Linked DNA regions of Mus musculus: all the other regions are linked to region 1. Evidence: chromatin loops called from intact Hi-C (ENCODE). Cell type or tissue: left cerebral cortex. All regions are shown on one strand.

Region 1 (5,000 bases):
GTCTATGCACATACCTACTTCTCCTCTCTCCGTCCATCGGAGACTTTACTTTATTACTTTTTAACCTAAAATTTCTTTTCATCACTGTATACTCTCAGTATCTTTCCCCCTTTTTAGTGTCTAAGTGTACTTACAAGACATTTCGATTTTTTCTCTTTTATTGCTTCTAAACTTATGTATTTATCTCTGTATCTATGTATCTCTAAACTCTTTTCTTTGGGAATTTTCCATTCTGTTTTATATTACCAGTTCAGAGGTCTTCAGTGATGTCTTTTCTCAGGACTTCCAGGCCTTGGCTTCTACTGTCTACAGCTAGCATCATGTCCCAGCCAACCTGCCCCAACTCTGGGCAGGTGTTGAGTCTGAGAGGTGGTAGGTACTCCTCAAGGTGGTGCGGTCTCAGCCACATGTTGCATGCCTGGATGCATCACTGTTTAAGACTGTGTTCATTTTCTTAATGTAAAACTAAACTCTGTGCCTAATATTATTCCTAAACCTAACTCTAGCACTGACCCTAACCATACCTCAAACCTTAATCTACTTCATATAACAACACTGTTAAGTTTACATCGAGTTCTTAATATAGACTAAGCCTACAAGTAACCATAACTGCAATCTGCCCCTTACCTGTACTCTAACCCTCTCAGTAATCATAACAATAACCAAAACCTACCCCTAACCCTAGCCATAGCCTTAACCATAACACTAATATCCACACCTGATCCAAACACTGTCTCTGTCCCTAGTCTAAATCTAAAACTATGCCTTAAAAAAACATAATTCAATCTCAGTCATATCACTGTCTCTAACCTTTTCCACAATACTTAACTAAGAACTAACTGAAAACTAAGCCATACCCTTGATTACGCCCTTATTTTAGCCACAGATCAAACACTAGATCAAAATATAGACTTATCCCTAAAAGAAATTGAAATCTACTCCAACCAGAACCCTAAACTAGATCAAAAACAAAACTTAAATGAGTTCTAATACTAACTGTAGCACTTACAATAACTTTATGCTTCTACTGCTAATCTGGCCAGCCATCAATTCTAACCCTAAATATAAACCTACCTTTAACACTAACCTCATGATTAACACTACCCCTAACGACAAATCTAGCCTGAATTTCTACCTTAAAATTACCTCTAACTCTAAACTTAGAAATAACTTAAATCCTAGCCCTAGCCCTAACCCTAACCCTAAACTCAAACATCATACTTAGAAAAAAAAAGTAAAACTTTCCCTGACACTAATCCAGGTATAATCCTAACAATAACCCTAACCCTAGCACCAGCCCTGCAGTGATCTGAAGAAGAGACTACTACTAACTTTGTCCCCAAAATGAACACTAATCCAAATCCAAAAATTAACTTGAACCCTAATCTTGTCTACCTCAGACCCTCTAACCCTAACCCTAAACCTAACCTAAACATGACTCTTCTAAGATCCAAGCCAAACCCTAACCTAAAACCTACATATTTCCCATACTCTAAAACTAAACCGAACAATTTGCTACCACTAACTGTAACCATTACCATAATGATAAACCAAACTGCATCTGTAAACTAAATCATAAACTTCACATACTATTGACCCTAAATTCTAAATTTAATCCTCAGAGAAACTTATTTGTACGTTTAAATCTAAACCTATTTTAACCCTAGCCTACAATTAACCATAAATGCCATCATAGCCGTAACACTAATCCTGGCAAAGCCATAACCATAACCTAACTAGCCCTGACCTTATCCATAAACTTAACCCTTATAACACGCAAGTTCTACACTTAACCCAGACATTGTCTTTATCCCTCGTCTTAACCCTAAATGAAGTCCTAATTCTAGCCCTTGTCCTCATCCTACCGTAAATCAAGTCCTACTGCCAGCCCTAAACCTAAAATTAACACTAATGCTAAACTGAGATATAACTTCGATACTAACCCAAAACCTACGTGTCATCCCAAAACTAACCCTGGCTTAGACAATAGCCCTAAATGTATTAGCAGTTCTAAACCACATTTTAAACATACAGACAGCATAAACAGTAAAACCAAGTAAACAACTAACCATAACAAACAGGAAAACAAACAAAAACAAATTTTCTTCAGAGAGAGAAAAAGAGAGACAGAGACAGACAGAGAGAAAGGCTGTGGAGTTGAGTGGAGGAAAGTTAGAAAGATATATAGAAGAGAGGAAATCAAGGTCATAATATATTTTACATAATTTTTATAACAGCAAGATTGATGCAATATTTATTTTTGTAGCATACATTTGTTTTGTTTGTTTGTTTACACTCCAGATTTATTCACACACCTCCACCCCCAATCCCAGTCCACCCTCGGACTGTTCCACATCCATACCTCCTCCCCACCCCCTGTCTCCACGAGAATGTCCCAACCCCCCACTACCCACAATTTTTCTTTGAAAAATGTATTTTAAAAAGTCAAGTGATTAATTTTTTTTAAAGTCAAGAGGTCCATTTTAAACACATTTGTAGATTAAAATTAAAAAACAGAAACGCAAATGCTAATATTAGTTCTAGCACTAGGTGGCGGTGTTGCTCTATCTTTATTGCAAACTCTAAAGGAAGGCTGTACTCTAAACACTGCTTCTGACACTGGTCCTAACCATAAACCTAAACTTAGCCTTAGCCATACAGACTAACCATAATCCTAACAAATTAAACAAACAGACAAAAGAAGTAAACAAAAACAAAAACCACCCCTAAACTTAACCATAAGCTTGCCTCTAACTCTAAAACTAAACTATAAAATAACACCAATTACAGACCCTAACCCTAACTCTATCCCTGTTCCTATTACTAACACTAACATTAAACTTAGAAATATATGTAAAACTGTTCCTAACCCTAACACTAGCAAGGCCTAACTATATTCTAACATTAGGTCTAATTGTAACATTAAAAAAAAAACAAAAAAACTAAAACTCTATCCTTTGCCAGACACTAATAATAAGCTAACCCTAACCCTAACTTCAACCTTAACACTAACAGTGAGACTAACACAAGCCCTACCTTCTCTATCTATAACCATACAATTGCCATAATCAGTCCATAGCAAAAACAAACAAACAAACAAACCTAACACTAGTCTAAAGCCTATATTTAGCCCAAATAGTAAAACTACCTCTAAAATTAATGGTATACTAAATGTTAACACCAACTATACCACTGTGATGGTTTGTATATGCTTGCCACTATTAGGAAGTGTGTGGCCTTATTGGAGTAGGTATGGTCTTGTTGGAGTAGATATTTCACTGTGGATGTCGGCTTTAAGACCATTGTTCTAGCTGCCACTCTTCTCCTAGCTGCCTTTGGAACAAGATGTAGAACTCTCAGCTCCTCCAGCCCCAGGTCTGCCTGGATGTTGCCACGCTGCCACCTTGATAACGGACTGAATCTCTAAACATGTAAGCCAGCCTCAATTAAATGTTGTCCTTTATAAGAATTTCCTAGGTCATGGTGTCTGTTCACAGCATTAAAACCCTAAGACAACCACTTACCCACATGATACGCCCAGCACCATCCTTAAACTTAGTCCTAAAACCAGCACTAACCTCTACCATACATAACAAAATTTTGCCATCAAACACTTCAAATGTAATTTGGATTGAAACCTAAGCCTAAACCTAGCTCTAAACGTAATCTAAGTCTACAACTAACCATGGCTCCACTCCAAGCAGTAACACTAATGCTAATCTTGGCATCTTAATTATAAAACCAATGTTAACTACAATCATAACCAAAAAAGCCATATTCACATCTATGTCTATATCCAGAATCCATATCCATAACCTTAAGCATGACAAGAAACAAGTCTCTAAACCTAACCCAAACACTGGCTCTTACTCTAGCCTTAACCCTAAAACTAACCCTTAACTTTGTCTTAGTTCTAACTCTAAACTTCACCCTATCTATGACCCTAGTCCCAACCTGAGCCCTAATCCTAATCCTAAATCTAATCATACATCCAGTGTGACTACCTACCAAATCCTAGCTCAAATGCCCTAAACACATCATGAGCACTCAGTATAATTGTTACTATATCCCCAGTCTGAAACCTAAAACGAAGTCTAAAAATAACCGTAAACATTGTTCTACCACTAAATGGAGCTGTTACACAAAATTTGCAGCAAATCCTAACCTGTCCCCATCAACTATCCTGTTCCTAGCTCGGCCACCAGTCCTAACCCTAAACACAAACCTGGCTCTAACCCTAACCCCAAGATTAACACTAGTCCTGATGACAAACCTAACTCTGACATGTACCATGAACCTAGCTCTAGCTCTAACATAAAATCAGGGGGGAAATAAATACCAATATTGCTCCCAGCCTTAACTCTAGCAATAATCCTACTTCTAACTCTAATATTATCCTTATAAATACACCTGAAACCATTCATAGCCTTCACATTGACCTTGGAGTGATATAAATCAAACCCTACAACTAATTCTCACATTCATCGTAGAAATAAACCTAAAATATCTCTAGACCTAACACTAACAATAATATTAACACTACAATTGCTCTAATCAGACTAAAGACAAAACCCCAACCCAGTCAACATCTAGCCTGAATAATAAAACTAGGTCTAGCACTGGTCATAGACCAGTTTGTAACACTAAATATAACTCTTGTCCTATTACTACATGAAACTCTTTCCCTGAGTCGTAGCCAAACAATAGCTCTGATCTTAAACAAAACCCAGACCAGACCGTAAAGTCCAACCCCTTATAACTCTAAGACTTTGATTGAACAATAATCTTGATCCTAGCTTCACTTGAGCCCTAAGACAACAATTTATCATAAATAAAATCCTGATATTGAAAACTGTCTTTATGCTTAGCATTAACTGTAATGCTAACCAGAATGATAAGCCATAACGCTGACCTAAACCTATCCTAACTCTATCCGCAAAATTAACCCTAACAGTGAACAAAGTTCAACAACTCACCTATACAGACATTGCCTCAAATCC
Region 2 (5,000 bases), 1.6 Mb after region 1:
GGTTTTTTTTTCCCCCAGCCCCCTTGCAAAGGATAATTGGAAGTTAGGCATACAACAGTATTAACACATGTTCATTGTGTTCATAGGATATAATGTATATGATCTATAATGTACAGCCACAGATGATAGAACCTATACATGCCATAACTAAGGTAATATATCTCTGTGTTCATTCACCTGAAGGAAAATGATGTTCTAATGGTATAAGAGTCTGAGTTATAGAATAAATTCTAGTTTTGATGATTAAATAGAGATGTTGCACAGTGTTGTTTGTTTAATTGGACAGATCCAAACTGAACTAAATGGGGTGAACTATATTTCCTCATGTATTCATAAATGGAAAACAAACCAGAAGAAATCACTCTGTTATAAGATTCAAGGGCAATATTTCCTGTCTTGAACATGTTTTCTTTAACAATTCTTTTAACATTAGTAAATCTTATGTTTCATATCTAGAAATTTTAATCTGTGTTATACAGTTCTTGAGCACTTGGGTAGTATTTCTCTCTTTTTATTAGTTTCTAAGTCATTTTTAGTGCATAAAGGATATAGTGGTTTTGCCTGCCACAGGTTTCTCCTGGGCTCATTCTACCTCCGACTTTAGTCTCAATGTTGGAAATTCCTGTGTGATAAGCCACATCCACTTTTCCAGGGTCTAAGAGGCTGGCCAATTTTTTTAACTGAAAAAATTTTCAATTAGATGAAAAAAAAAATTGCTGACATTTAAATAGATGATAATCCACGGGTATACTGGCACTCCAAAGTAAAGTATTATATATATATAAACAGTGGCCCACCCAAAAGTCTCAAATTAATATTGTTCTGAAAATGAGCTTTTCAGACAGGGTACTAGCCCCAGAGGACATGTGAGTAACTCTTAAGTCCAGCACTCCCAGCATCTGAAGCCAGACAGTTCTCTGCCGGGAGAGTATTGTCCTGTTCACTGCAGCACACATCTCTTGCTCTACCCACAAAAAGCCAGTAGCAGCCTCTCTTCTTCTCCAGTGGTGGCTATTGAATATAACTACAGGCAGAGCCAAATGTTGCTTAGTAATTGATGGAAAGGAAAAATCATTTTCCACCTCCCTTGCCCAAATAGAGAATCAATCACCAATGAGCAGAATATTTTGATTCTCTTTATGGCAAATACTAGTTTTGCCCTCTAAATGGAATTACCTATTGTTGGCATTTAGTCTAGGCTCTGCCCCACAGTTCCCTGGCAATAGCCAGGTGTGACTGACTCACTATAAAAGGGACTGCCTGCCCCCTCCTCTCTCTCTCTCTTGCCCTCTTGCTCTTCTCCTCTTGCTCCTGATCCTCCCTCTCCTCACTCCCCTCCCCCCTCTCTCTGCCTTTCTCTCAACTCCCTCTCTATGCCCTGAATAAACTCTATTTTATACTATACTGTCCTGTGGCTGGTACCTTAGGGGGAAGGGATGCCTCCTCATGGGCCCACAGAGGCACCCCTTTCCCCCACACTTTACCACGCCTCCTACAAACATATACCTGGCCTCCTCTTTCTTTTTATAAAATACAACCCCAATCTTGCCTTCATGATAATGAAGATTTAATTTTAAGTTACAAACTTTTCCAGATGATGATAACTCTAGGTGATACACTTACCCCTCTCTACCTCAGAGAAACACTTATATATGATTATTTTCTTCAGGGCATGTGCAAGTTTCAACTCACAAGTAAACACAAGCAGTATTAGCTATTTAAATAAAGATGATTTGGTTTCTAGTCATACTCTCAAGTTGATTCAGTAATGCAACATAGATTCTGTTCTCAAATTATAGCATAAATCATTTACTATATAGTAGGTGGTTTAATGATTGCATAGAAAATGTAAAATCAATTTCGATGCAAATGCAACTTCAATAGAAATCACCACTCCCCCCATTTACTGACCGTGTGACTTTGAAGAGACCATTCCCAGCATAAAGAGCTGAAGCAGCTATGTCTGTCTTGAATGGTGGTTGTTTTGAGGAAGATGATAAACCTGAATCACCTAAACAAATTCTGTTCCTTAGCAGAGTCAAAAAGGTTGTATTTGTAAACCCACATGTGGCTGGCTCACAGAATCCAAGAATAGAAGTTATCACAGGCCTCATAAGAGGCTGAAACTAAGGATCCAAATCAGAAGCTAAACTACATCTCTGTGGGAGATACACACACACACACACATACACACACACACACACACATGATTAGTGCTCTATTTGTCTGTATGACTGCAGGACAAAAGAGGGCATCAGATCCCATTATAGATGGTTGTGAGCTACCATATGGTTTCTGGAAATGAACTCAGGGCCTCTAAAAGACCAGCCAGTGCTTTTAACCACTGAGGCATCTCTCCAGCCCCGCAGTGCAATCTCTTGTCTCTATATCTAGGTGACATCTCTCACTCTGCAGAACAACTAACTATGCCTGCCTCTGCAGAACATAAGATGTGCAGACGGAATCATTCATGCCCAAGCTTTGATATCTATACTCAAATATCAAACCAAGCCTTGGAGCTATGTGTTGTAAAACCTGGTTGGTCAGTCAAGGCCTGCCATCTGTCAATCTTCACATCCTTTGGGTCAGTCCTCCTGGCCCAAAGCCCATGCTTTTCTGACAAAGTGTATGTCTAAGAAGAGGGGAGTGATGGCAATGACTCGTGTAGTCAACAAAAAGAAAATGTGTGATGCCTTCTCTCTACTACCCTGCACATTATTAAAGGGAACAGTGGACTGCAGTGTCCCTGGAAGAGTCCTATCTTCCGAGTTCAAAGGAGCTAATGAGTTTTCCAAGACAGCCTCTGCCAAGCACAGTTTCCGTGGAGGATGCTGAGAGCATCCCTAGTTCCTCTCCTCGCTATTATATATTCAGGCTTCTCTCTCCATTACGACTATGTGTGTATTTCAGTTTGGCATCTCCGTTGGTGGTGAGGCGGACGTGGTCATATTTCAGGGGCCTGGTTCTTGCTTGCAGAGTCGCCTCTGTGTTATAATTGCTTTCCGCCATGCAGCTGCCACACAGGAGCTCATCTACATGCTGGATTGCTTCGTTTACAGCAAGCCAGCCACACACTGAGTTTAGAAAGAGGCAGGCTCCGCAGGCGAATCTTGCCTCCTGAGGCATGTCATTTCCTTGGACGATTTGCGACCCGATAATGACCATGTCATGATTGTGCAGTGATAGTTCCAAATGCTCCAGCACACTTGATGGATCTTAGCATAAATTGGCCATTTGTCAACATGTAGGTCCTTTAGAATTTCCATATTTGAGCTGTTATGCCATAACACTGATTAATTGTGCAAGGTCCATAGCCTGTGTTACAGGGAGGTTACAGCTCCCTACATGGACTCATTAGATCTGCCTTCAAGCAGAGAAGTCCTAAATTCTCTTCAGTAACAGGCAGTGACCTCTTGGTTTCTCACGGAGATCACAGGTTTCCTCTATCCTTTACCTGCAGCCCTTCTGGAAAGCACAGGTTCCCTTAAGATGTGTTGCACTTACATATCTGGGCAGAAGAAATCCCGCTATATTTAAAGTATGTCTTTTTCACAAGGTGATGAGCCAAATTTTATTATCCAAGTTGTTTTTTATGATTTCTAATTTACTCATTTCTGGTGTCTGTTATTATAAGCTGATTTAATTGAACCAACAAGCATATATTTAGTAGCAACTGTAAGTTATATACTGATCAGGGGACAAAGCAGTAAAAATACTAATAAAATATACTCCATGAAGCTGGTTTTTAATTGCATTTTGAAATTTATTTGGGGAGTATACTACAGTGAGTGTATGTAAGTAAGTCAGAGGAACAACTTACAGGAATGGTTCTCTTCTTCCATTCTGTGGGTCCCAGGGATCAAAATAGGGTTATCAAGAGCTAGAGATATGGCTCGGCACTAAAGGCTAGGCTCACAACCAAAAAATAGTATTATCAGTCTAGACACTTTATCCACTGAGTCTCATGAAGCTATCTTAATTTATACTGACATATTCCCCAAAATATTTTGACCCATCTCTCTAGATAGAGTCCTGAACGTGGCCCCCAAAATCAGGCCCCTGTCCTCAACAAAATAGGAAGAATCCTTATTCTGTTCAATAATAAATGCATTTGAAGTCATCTGGGCCTCAATGTCTTGATTATTAAAGGAGTTAACTAGTGGGCAGTATGAGACAACATGATATGATTTCATGTAAGTTATTTAAGAGCTAGGAGTATACAATTATTTTAGGATTTTAAAAAAATTGTACATGTATGTTCATACGTGTGCCTGTTTTGTCTTGATGTGCATGGTATTTGGGCAGTTCCCATGAATACCAATGGAGAGCATCAGATCCTCTGAACCAGGAGTCACAGGCAGTTCTAGCCATCCACTATAGGTCTAGGAACCCAACCTGGGTAGTCTGGAAGAGTAACATGTGCTCTTAACCACTGAGCCATCTCTATCATAGGGCTGTGCGTTTCTTGAAGGGAACGTTCTGTGAAGTGGAGGTTCCTCACAGGTAGTAATGTTTTACAGAGTCACAAGGAAAAGTTTTCAAGGACTCTGTGATGTGAATCTTGGCATTCATTACACTGAGATCAACTTCTTTTATTAAGCTAAGATCAATCACCATGGTTCCTTTTAATTCTGGGAAACCCTTTCTTCTAAGCTTATCTAGTAACATTCTCTACTTTTGCAAGCAAACTCAAAGAAAAAAACACTTAGAGCTATTTCCCATACCTCTTCTCTCACTTGGATAATCCAGACGAACCTCTGTGTTTTACCATCATCCTTCTAGCTACAAAGTCCCTTCGGTCACGAAGCATAGCATAGTCTCAGATGCAGGAATTAAGATGCAGACCATAGGACAGACATTTGCTCTGCTGACCACAGACACTTGAGGCTTGGGAGTAAAGAAATTCCATCTCCATATTGCAGGAAAGGAAAAGGGGCAAATATATAGAGCTCAAAAGCATGTAGGGTAGAGTGAAGGCTCAGTACTAGAATCCTATGCTG
Region 3 (5,000 bases), 1.1 Mb after region 1:
CTGGCTTGAACTGCCTGATCTCTGTCTGACTATGCTAACTGACCTCTGTTCCAGTTACTGTGAAAGAAGAAAGGTTGTAAAAATAAATAAACCTAAGTACTTAAGGTAGCACTGTAGGGACAGAAAAGAGACTTGGTTGGGGCTTGGGGTGAGAGTTGGCTATAAAGGTGAGCTGTTGATTTTAGGGGTAAGTGAGAGAGTGTTCTGTATTTTCTTTTTTTTTTTTTTCTTTTTCTTTTTAAAAGATTTATTTATTTATTATATGCAAGTACACTGTAGCTGTCCTCAGACGCTCCAGAAGAGGGAGTCAGATCTCATTACAGATGGTTGTGAGCCACCATGTGGTTGCTGGGATTTGAACTCCTGACCTTCGGAAGGGCAGTCACACTCTTACCCACTGAGCCATCTCCTGTATTTTCAAGACTGTGGGGCTTGCTTATCAAAGCTCATAGAACTGTGTACTAAAAAGAATGGGACTTATTTCATGGAGGTAAAATCAATTGCAAAAAGTCTGATATAAACAACAACAAAACAAACAAACAAACAAACACAGTTAAAAGCCCCACAGACAAACACTTCATTCTGGGTATTTGCCCTCTCCAGCTCACTGCTGCCTCCGGTATCCCTATTACCAAGATAGAGAGAGGGAAAAGGGCTTCATGGGGAAGGCCCGAGTTAGTGCTCACAAAGCAAAAGGAAATCTCATGTTATTGCTGCAGTTTCTTTTGCTAAACTGGGTAGGCTGGACCTGGGGTCCTCAGGCCTCTCCTTTTGCTTTAGGTGGAATAGACAGGTCACTGAGGTAGCCTGCTTTGTCACCGAGGGAGTCCTTCCTGTTCCTGGCCTTTGAGCCTCAGGGGCCCACTCTACATCTTAGGGTGGGGGATCCCCGCCTTCCCCCACTCCTAGAGGCATACACATTCAGCAGCCCGAGAGCCTGCCTCTTCCACTGCCCACAGCCTACACACAGGCAGGCATAAGTTACTCTCCTTTGTTGCAGGAGTATTTCAGCTCACGGCTTGCAAAGTGCAAAGCCTGGCACCTTAGGCCGCCTGATGATTCCTGGCCCAGAAGAAGGAAGGCAACGTGGGGAGCAGTTTCATCAAGGTACTAGGGCTGTCTGCACAGAACCAAGCCATCAGCTGTGTAACCTGGGATATTTGGTTTGCATCTCTGAAAGCATCATTTCTTTGTAATGTGGGGTTGAGGCGCAGTAGCGATTTCTGAGTCCATCCTAGAGCCTAGCAGGACAAGACATTAACAAGCTTAGAGGGTTTTACCTGCCTGGCCTTACCAAAGGTTTGAGCAGATTGTACCCGCTTCGCGTAGCTCTTGTACTTCCCCAAGGGAATTAGCTACAATTGGCAAGCTGGGAAGTATTTGATTTAGATTAATCTCACTCGCCAAGGTGGAGAGCCTCATCATTTCTGACAGGCTGACTTAGCCACACTGCCCTTCTTGCTCCAGGAACGTGGGAGAGGCTTCTGGTTTATAGCTTTTGATGGGTAAGAAAACGGGTCATTATCATTTTTTCATGACACCCATAAAAGGCATGCAGTAAAGTGGACAGAAGAGCCGTGACAGGGTGGTGAACTCTGGAGCTGGCTCTCAGCAGGGCCAACCGCAGAAAGTAAATCCACAAGAGCCTGTTGTGGGTGGCATTCATCCTTCTAGGAATCTCTTGAAGTCTGGAATGGCCAGTGTGTTAGATCCAGCTGGAAAAAGGAATCCGTTACAGATTTTCAAACAGTTTGTTTGTCGCAAAAGGGGAAACAGCAGCATTTGGCATACACACAAAAACTTCCTTTAATTAATTGCAAATGAGTAATTTGGGGCTTTATGAACCATTTCTATACTAAAATGCTGGGAAATGAATTTTGGTGAGAAATGAAATTATTAGCTATAAGACCCAATATATAGCACGTCTCAAATCAGGCCAATCATCTGCAGACATGTTGAAATGCAGATTCCAATTTAGAAGGGGGAAAGGCACTCCAGCTGGCCTTGGGAAAACACTATGAAAAGTTAGATCTCGAGAATATAAAAATGAAAACAAGTTGGGTACGCAAGGGCCCGAGCCACACAATCATTCAGCTGACAGAGCCTCATGGTCAATTCCTACTTATATATTTTTTTTGTTGCTACCTCAAATAAATTCTCTCTCCCCTTGGCTTGTAGGGTGATGCATGGAGAGCTACCAAGTTGCCAGGCACAGTCCCCACCCGGTCTTGGGTGCTTGTTGCCCATTCATCCTCTCTGAGATGACTGTTTCACTCAGTCATGAGGCTAATTTGACAATGACATCACCTACAGTTGAATCATTATTCTTCTTTTCAGAAAACTAGGTTTTCTTGGAAAAACAAAGCAAAACAAACAAACAAAAAACCTAGATCTTTTTCCAGGTTTGCAAATTTTTGTCTCCGCAGAAATCCTGTTTTTTTTTTTGTTGTTGTTGTTGTTTTTTTAATGTGTTTGTTTTTGTTGTTCTGTTCTGTGTGTGTGTATGTGTGTGGTGTGCTATCATAAGATTAATATGGTTATTTTTTAAAACCAAAAAATAATATGGTAATCCTTTAAAACTCTGACCTGTATGTAAATTGAGCATGGATTGCTCAGTTAAAGTCACTGGCATGTTCTATAAGGAAATGACAATGCTAAAGCCACCAATATATTGCTTATTTGCTTTAAAAGAGATAGGCTATGCAAACAGATAAGTCTACAAATTAAAAAATATATATTGCATATAATTGTTAAAAGGTACTATTTCTAGGCATAATTGCATATTTTAAATCCAGAGATGAGGTAGGTGTTTCTTGAAATCCAGAGCAACAACCGGGCCCTTTTTAGTGGTTTAAACACACATAATTAGCAGTTTAATTTCCTCTGTGGCTGAGTTAGCCGTAAGATTTCATTTAATAACAAGCACAATTTTATAGCCCCAAGTAAGTGCCAGAGCCAGCGTCAGCTCAGCACTGCCCTCTGCTGGTCCTCAGCTGTCTCATGCCACCCTGCTCAGGGCAAAAGCATCTAACTTGAAAATTGTAACTGGGCTGTCTGAAAATTAATTGTGAGAGAAATGGAGAAATATAATTCATTTCAAACTCCCCTAATGAGGCTTTTGTTTTTAGCAGAACAAGCCCCAAAAGTCAGAAAGTATAACCCTAGATATCTTTCCTCTGGTCTCTCATACAGTCATTATCATATTAGCCTTGAAGCAGGTGTGTCTTTCTCATTACTCAGCACAATTACAGATGATGTCCAATATTTCTATACATGAGATGTCCCCAAACAACTAGTTTTCAAAACAGCAGTTTGTTACCCCTTAAGTAACCCGAATAAGCATGGTTTCATCTTATGTTTGGCCTTACATCTTACATTTTGCATCCAACTTGGCCTTATTTCTTGGTCTCTTTACTCAATTATTTTTAACACAGTAATGAAATTTCCTCTATACCCAGACTGCAGTCACTCTTTGTTAGCGCCAACTAGGGCTGACTACAGAAATAAAGACATGTCCTGAAGACTCCGGCTAACAAGCTGACAAACGTCAAAGCTGCTGTGTTCTCCCAGCCTTCTCTTTTCATCAGAAGGGGGAGGACTGACCATTATCTCAACCCTTCATTCAACATTCCAAAAGGGAAATATGCTGTCATCATATTGAGGCAAATAGCTGTCTGCATTGGGAGTCAGAAGAATTCACTAGGGCTTATTAAAGCAAATCCTCCCATTGGAAATGCAAGTACAATGAAAGCCCAAGCAGCTGCCTTATGTATGCACTGAGTTCTCTTGGCAGTGTCCTCTCTGTGTCCTGTCTTCTACCTCCCATAGGCCTCGAGGCTGTGAATCGGGAGAGATTACCATCAAAGCTTTTAAAATAGAAATTTATCAAATTTTGACTTGGGTTAAAACTGGGATTCAAATGTCTGCTCTGTAGAGCTGACGCTCAAATACATTTCTTCTACTTCCTAACTCTTATGTGATCTTAGGTGATAATATGACTCATGTAGCACTTCATGAGGTTTAAATTAGATACCATATGAAAGTGCACGGAGCTGTGCAACTTAGTGCAGCTTCTGAACTGGAGGCAGAGCCAGACTCAGGAGAGGCGTGATACAGCAGGAGAAAAGGGGAAGGGAACTATTGCTAAGAGCTTTACTCTTCAGTCCCATCATTACCAATGGCCCTGGGAAAGACACTTTAATTTCTTTAAACTTCAGTTCTTTCACTCTGAAAGGCTATTGCTAGTTCCTGCTCACAGCATTATGGGAACTGTAGAGAAAAGGGATCAGCAGAGAGCTTTGCATATCAAATGTGCCAATAAACAGCACATGGGGAAATAGAGCTGATATGGTAACCCATTTGAAGTTCTGGTTTTATCATCTTGACTGCTTTATGTCCTTGCACAATACATAGCTAACCATGACTGTCCTCTTTTAGTTTACACAAAGGTTAAATATGTTTTCCCTAAAAGGTTGATCTTGGTACTGCTCTTGATAAAATGTTTGGTCTGAGGTTCTAGAAAAATATCTAGCATCTCTTCAGTGGAGCTTCAGTAGACTGTGCCCAGTGGCTAAGGAAGAAGCTTTACAACTGGTTTGTGGAATTCATGGGCTGCACAATGATGAGGTTGAATATTATAACTTCATAAAGGGCAGCAATGCAAATAAGCTAAGGTTCTAGTCTAAGTGCATCACTTCAATTTTTGTTTGTAGTACCAGTACTGCCTGAGGAACAATTAAGGACCTTCCTGGGTAGAAGTCTGTTGCATTGCGTCACTCTAACATACTCAAAAGGAAAAGAGGATGCAACGGCAGCTAGACACTCACTTCAGGAAAGCTTCAAAGGATCTCAAGTCAGGTGCTGGTCTGTGCTGTCTAGGTTTGAAATAATTAAGAAACAGACATGAGACAGATGCATTGGGACATGTCTATAGCCTGAGCTATACTCATGGCTGGGGAGGACTAAGTCCAGAAGTTTAAGGTCAGCCTGGATGACATAGT
Region 4 (5,000 bases), 1.8 Mb after region 1:
GGAAGGAAGGAAGGGAGGAAGGAAGGAGGGAAGGAGGGAAGGAAGGAAGGAAGGAAGGAAGGAAGGAAGGAAGGAAGGAAGGAAGGAAGGAAGGAAGGGAGGAAGGAAGGAAGGAAGGAGGGAAGGAGGGAAGGAAGGAAGGAAGGAAGGAAGGAAGGAAGGAAGGAAGGAAGGGAGGAAGGGAGGAAGGGAGGAAGGGAGGAGGGAAGGAGGGAAGGAGGGAAGGAGGGAAGGAAGGAAGGAAGGAAGGAAAGGAGGGAGGAAGGAAGGAAGGAAGGAAGGAAGGAAGGAAGGAAGGGAGGGAGGAAGGAAGGAGGGAAGGAGGGAAGGAGGGAAGGAAGGAAGGAAGGAAGGAGGGAAGGAAGGAAGGAAGGAAGGAAGGAAGGAAGGAAGGAAGGAAGGGAGGGAGGAAGGAAGGAAGGAGGGAAGGAGGGAAGGAAGGAAGGAAGGAAGGAAGGAAGGAAGGAAGGAAGGAGGGAAGGAAGGAAGGAAGGAAGGAGCAATAATAGAAGGGTTCTGTTGGCATCAGCTATTTGCACTGTCTGACATCCATTCAACACTCTCTTGACTAAACAGCTGTGCCCAGTGGGCACAACCCAGGGTTGACATTTTATTGGCTTATTTCAAGAGGCAGAAAGCTGTGATTCTATATAGCCATTGTCACCTTCTCTTCTCTGAGCACAGGGCCAGCTTCAATAGCAGCTCACCCACCTGGTCAAGTGAGACATGGTTGTCCTTCATGGCATTGGCTGCCACACAGTAGGAGAAATAGCCACTAACAGTCATAGCACAGGTCCTCCCTCTTCAGTAGCTCAACTGATTTTTCTTGAGTTTATTTAAGCATATTTTTTTCTAAAGCTATTGTAAAAGTCCTAGTCTGATTCTAGTTTGACCAATTTAGGTCAAATACTTCTTTAGGAAGAAATAGCATCATGGGGCAGAATATACAGTGTTTCGTTACACTTAAATTCCAGATAGACAACAGGTTTGTGTGTGTGTGTATGTGTGTGTGTGTGTGTTCCATATAATATCTCAGATACACTTTAATAAAAGAACATAATCGTTTATCTAAAATTCAAAGTTAACTGGGTCTCCTTTCGGTTTTATGGCTGTTGCTTTGCTAATTTGAGCAAGACCCTCCATCAGGAGCCCAAAATAGGTGGAAATATAAAGATTTTTATTACATCTGGATAACATGTCCACCACCCCAGCACAGAAGACCAAAGTCCACCTCACTAAAGACACATGTCCCCTGAGGAAAACCAGGTACAAGTCTAGAAGACGAAGGACAGACATTGATCAGCCAAACACAGCAGATCTGTCCAAAATCGAAGTGGGTGTGGCTATGGAAAAGGAGCGTGTGGTTTCAAAGGTTTTCAGGGGCGGGGCTGGGGGGGGAGGGGTGATGTGGGCCAGCTGAGGGGGGGGGGAAGAAAATTGTGCAGGCTCCTTCTCAATCTCCTAAGGTTGTGTTTTTAGCCGTACACATTTGCCAGATTGCTTGAAAAAAGGCAACAGCTGTGGGAACTGACAGTTTACAGTTGGGATAAATCGCATTAGTGAAGTATTTCAATTAGAGTGATATCGAACTAAAAAACCAAAGTCATCCCTGAACAAATAAATTAGCACTTCAGTTCGTGAAGTGGAAGATTTCAACAGCGCCTACCTGCCCATTGTTGTGCTGATAGTTCCTGATACTGCCCTTGTAGGGATGGCGCATATGTCCTGCTAGAGAAGGACAATTAGTCAGGATCAGTCTATAACTAGGTATTTGTTTCATTCCTGACCAACAGCCAAATTTGGTCTCAGATCAGCCTGAAATGTCCCTAATGGTGCATCAGAGAGCCTTCCTGCGGGGTCCTGGTACAGCCCACCAGCAGGTCAGCCAGACGACACAGGGCTGGACTCTCTTTCCCAAGCTAATTCATCTACACCGGTAGCACTTTAAAAATCAACTCAGAGACCGGTCTTGCAGCAGATGCTTTTTCCGCCTGCAGAAGATGAATGTGAAGAACCACAGCTCCCTTGTTCTCTCAGGGTCGGGGCCAGCTCAGCCCACAGACTGCAGGCAGCCAGGGGCTCTACAAAAGCCTTCTGTTCGCCTGGCCTCCTTTTCCTTCCCACCCATTCTCCTCCTCCAACATCACACCCGGTTCTCCCAACTCCCCACCCCAGCCTGAGTCGCAGCAGAAATTTTTCCTCTGCTAGCTAGTGATTCCGGCTAATTAGGTGGCTGCTTTCATTTACTTCAGCAGTTGGAAGAGGGGCTAAAATAGCATTGCCCCTATTCGTGTTGGAAAAATAAATCATGCCCATTGTTACTCAAGATCTTCCTCTCCCCCTCCTTCTCCCGCTCCTTCTCCCCCCCTCCCCCCCCCCCCCGCCCCCCAATCAAGCAAATTAGCAGCTTGGTTCGTTTTCCTGGCATTCACTCCAGGGCAGCCAGCAGCACCCCGGAATGTGGCTTGAAGGTGTGTGGTCAGTACAATTGTTTGGAGCTGTTTGTGCCAACAATGGGAGGAAATGCCTGTCTTCCAGAGGACACCGAGTGGCACTTGTCTTCCTTAGCTTAAGGAGGTCTTACCAGCTGCTGCCAAGCCTGGCTTCTCAGGAAGAGATACACCGCCATCTATTGGTCACGGAGGTTAACGGCAATGCCTTTCTCTCCCATATTTGCTCGAGGCCACTAAAGGACAGACAACAAAGCTTCTAGTAAGTTCTAAAAATAAGCTGATTCTTTGTACCTCGGAGTAAGACGGCGTTTTCCTCTAAGGTTGCAACTCTAAGTGCAGTGCAGCGCGTGACTAATACTTCCGCTGTGGGGCGCTTTCCGTGATGCTGGTTTCCAGGTCTCAGGATGGTTGGCTGGCATTGTCTGAAAGAGCTTGAGGCTCACCACTTCTCCATCCGACCTCAACTATCTTGGGTATCAGCACTTCTGGGTAATGGTTCTTACGCTGTAAACCTTCATATCATCCTTCTCCCACCCAAAACAAGCCCAGTTTCTAAGACTGCAAGATGGGGAGGGGCATTCAAAAGCTTCCTGCATTCAGAGACACTTGTCTGTGCACTGAGGATCAAATGCCAAGTCTTTTTGCATCCTGGATCCTGAAACAAGCAACTCCCCTATTCCTGACAACAAATGCTTCGGCTGCCTTTTATTTCATTCTGTTCTACATACATGAAGGACATGATTGCCTCCCTGGTTTCCAGTTTTAAAAAAATCCTGATTTGATTAGCGTTTGTGTAGAGATGGACGATCATATACAACCAGTCCATCGCAATATGTTGGGTTTGGTTTGTGACTCTCAATCAGGGTGACTGGCATGACATCCAAGAGTCTTTGTTATCATATTGGAACATTTTGGATTGACACAACTTGACAAGGTGTTGAGCGTTCTACAGCATTCAGGAGAGACCCACCACTAACACACACAGCAGAGAGTTATCCAGCCCAAACTGTCAATAGCACAGATGCACTAGGAGTCTGGTTTAGAAAAGGGGGAGGGGGAGGGAGGGGGAGGGAGAGGGAGAGGGAGAGGGAGAGGGAGAGGGAGAGGGAGAGGGAGAGAGAGAGAGAGAGAGAGAGAGAGAGAGAGAGAGAGAGAGAGAGATCGCCCTCTGGTAATGGGGTTATGATAACATTGATTGTTCTCAAATGAGCCACACCGCAGAGACAGAGGATAATTCTCCTTCTCCCAAGTCAGTATTTACTGCCTTTTTTTCTTCTTTAGCTCTTCCATTTTAAACATAATTTAGCTGTCTTTTTCCCCCCTTCTGCTGCTGGGAAGAGAAAGGGTTGGAGGGGGAGGGGAAGGCAAAAAGAAAAGGAGGATTAGAGGCTTGACCTGTTTCTCGGGAAGAGATGCCACATCCCTCTCTCAGATGTGCTTCGTGACCAGGCAGGGTACAATTAAAAGCACAATAATTTGCTTGTTATTCAAGTCAGGCATTAGTCCGGGTAATGGCGTGCTTGGTGGAGAGATGGATTTCCTTGTTAGGCAATAAGCGCAGGATTAACTGAATTCTCCATGGAGAAATCTTGATTTGTTCAAGGTCTTTCATGTTTTCTACAGAGAAGGGATTATGTCTTCTTAAAGAGGGGCCTTGCTTAAAAAGCTACAAAGTATAAGAAAAGGATTTAGGGCAGAGGGGCCTGTGGTTAAGTAGCTGAGGGGTACAGGGAATTTTAGAGCAAGGGATTATTTAAAGCCATAAAGTTCAAAAAATAATTGGTTTAGCACTACTGGGTCAGTGCTGGCAAGCTCACAGTAAGGCAGCTAAGCATGGGCTAATATTCATTTTACTTTGGCTAATTATTGCATGGATCCAGGAGAGGAGGAGCAAGAACGCGCTCCCTCCCTGGCAATCAGGAAGTGCAGTATATTTGGTGTGTGCCTTTCGGGCTTGTGTTTTATGATGGGATGTCCAGAATGTAAGAATCACAAGAAGTGTTACTTAAAACACAGGCACTCTTGTCTTAGAATAAGCCTGCTACCCCAGAAGCAGAGAATAAAGACACTATTAGTGTGGTTTTTTTGTTGTTGTTGTTTTTTGGTTTTTTGTTTGTTTTTTTGTTTGTTTGTTTATTTTTTTGGTTTGTGTTTGATTTTAGGGTTCTGAGGGCAGAATCCAGGGCCTGGCACATCCTAGGCAAGTTCCCTACCACTGAGCTACATCCCCAGCACCCAGCCACTCAGCTTTAAATCCAAGGACACCGTTAGAGAGGATATGAAGTAAAGTGCTGACTTCACCAGCCACCCTCATGAAACCAGTGAGGCTCAACCAGCCCAGCGACAACTTTGTCACAGTCCAGAGATGTTTTCATCACATCTGGAAATATGCCACTGACATCAAACTACAGAGGCTGGAGTTGTGAGGGCAGGTGCTTTTAAATAGATCATAATCCATAGACTAGAAGCCAACACAAGAAATTCCACTCCAAAGTGATGCTCATGGAGAGGGTAAGAAACCCTGGTCTATGCATCTATGCAAGACAA

The links. Peaks named below come from ENCODE experiments on the same cell type or tissue, not always from the same donor. Only the 100,000 strongest peaks of a DNase experiment are listed, where the experiment ranks them.
Region 2: it touches region 1 in a loop (7-fold over the local background); 21 of 42 quality-filtered maps call a loop at or near these places.
Region 3: it touches region 1 in a loop (13-fold over the local background); 25 of 42 quality-filtered maps call a loop at or near these places.
Region 4: a loop joins it to region 1, with 6 times the contacts of the local background. A loop is called at or near these places in 14 of 42 quality-filtered maps.

Annotation. Positions count from the first base shown.
Region 1 is chr19:13,978,851-13,983,850 of GRCm38, forward strand. No RefSeq gene overlaps it. Among named protein-coding and RNA genes, the nearest start is that of Olfr1505, 62 kb to the left of the region's middle. In left cerebral cortex, CTCF peaks have their summits at 2,543 (motif pointing right) and 4,147; a DNase peak (open chromatin) is centred at 2,553.
Region 2 is chr19:15,608,276-15,613,275 of GRCm38, forward strand. The region is part of intron 2 of Gm31594 (a long non-coding RNA gene); the gene reads left to right. Among named protein-coding and RNA genes, the nearest start is that of Gm31594, 12 kb to the left of the region's middle. In left cerebral cortex, no CTCF peak of the experiment used is centred here; a DNase peak (open chromatin) is centred at 2,956.
Region 3 is chr19:15,032,788-15,037,787 of GRCm38, forward strand. No RefSeq gene overlaps it. Among named protein-coding and RNA genes, the nearest start is that of Gm46645, 310 kb to the right of the region's middle. In left cerebral cortex, a CTCF peak has its summit at 2,983 (motif pointing left); DNase peaks (open chromatin) are centred at 2,968, 3,566, 3,826 and 4,036; H3K27ac peaks cover 532 bases.
Region 4 is chr19:15,799,418-15,804,417 of GRCm38, forward strand. No RefSeq gene overlaps it. Among named protein-coding and RNA genes, the nearest start is that of Gm24319, 120 kb to the left of the region's middle. In left cerebral cortex, a CTCF peak has its summit at 2,634 (motif pointing left); DNase peaks (open chromatin) are centred at 2,094, 2,613, 3,248, 3,957 and 1 more place; H3K4me3 peaks cover 1,268 bases; H3K27ac peaks cover 2,930 bases.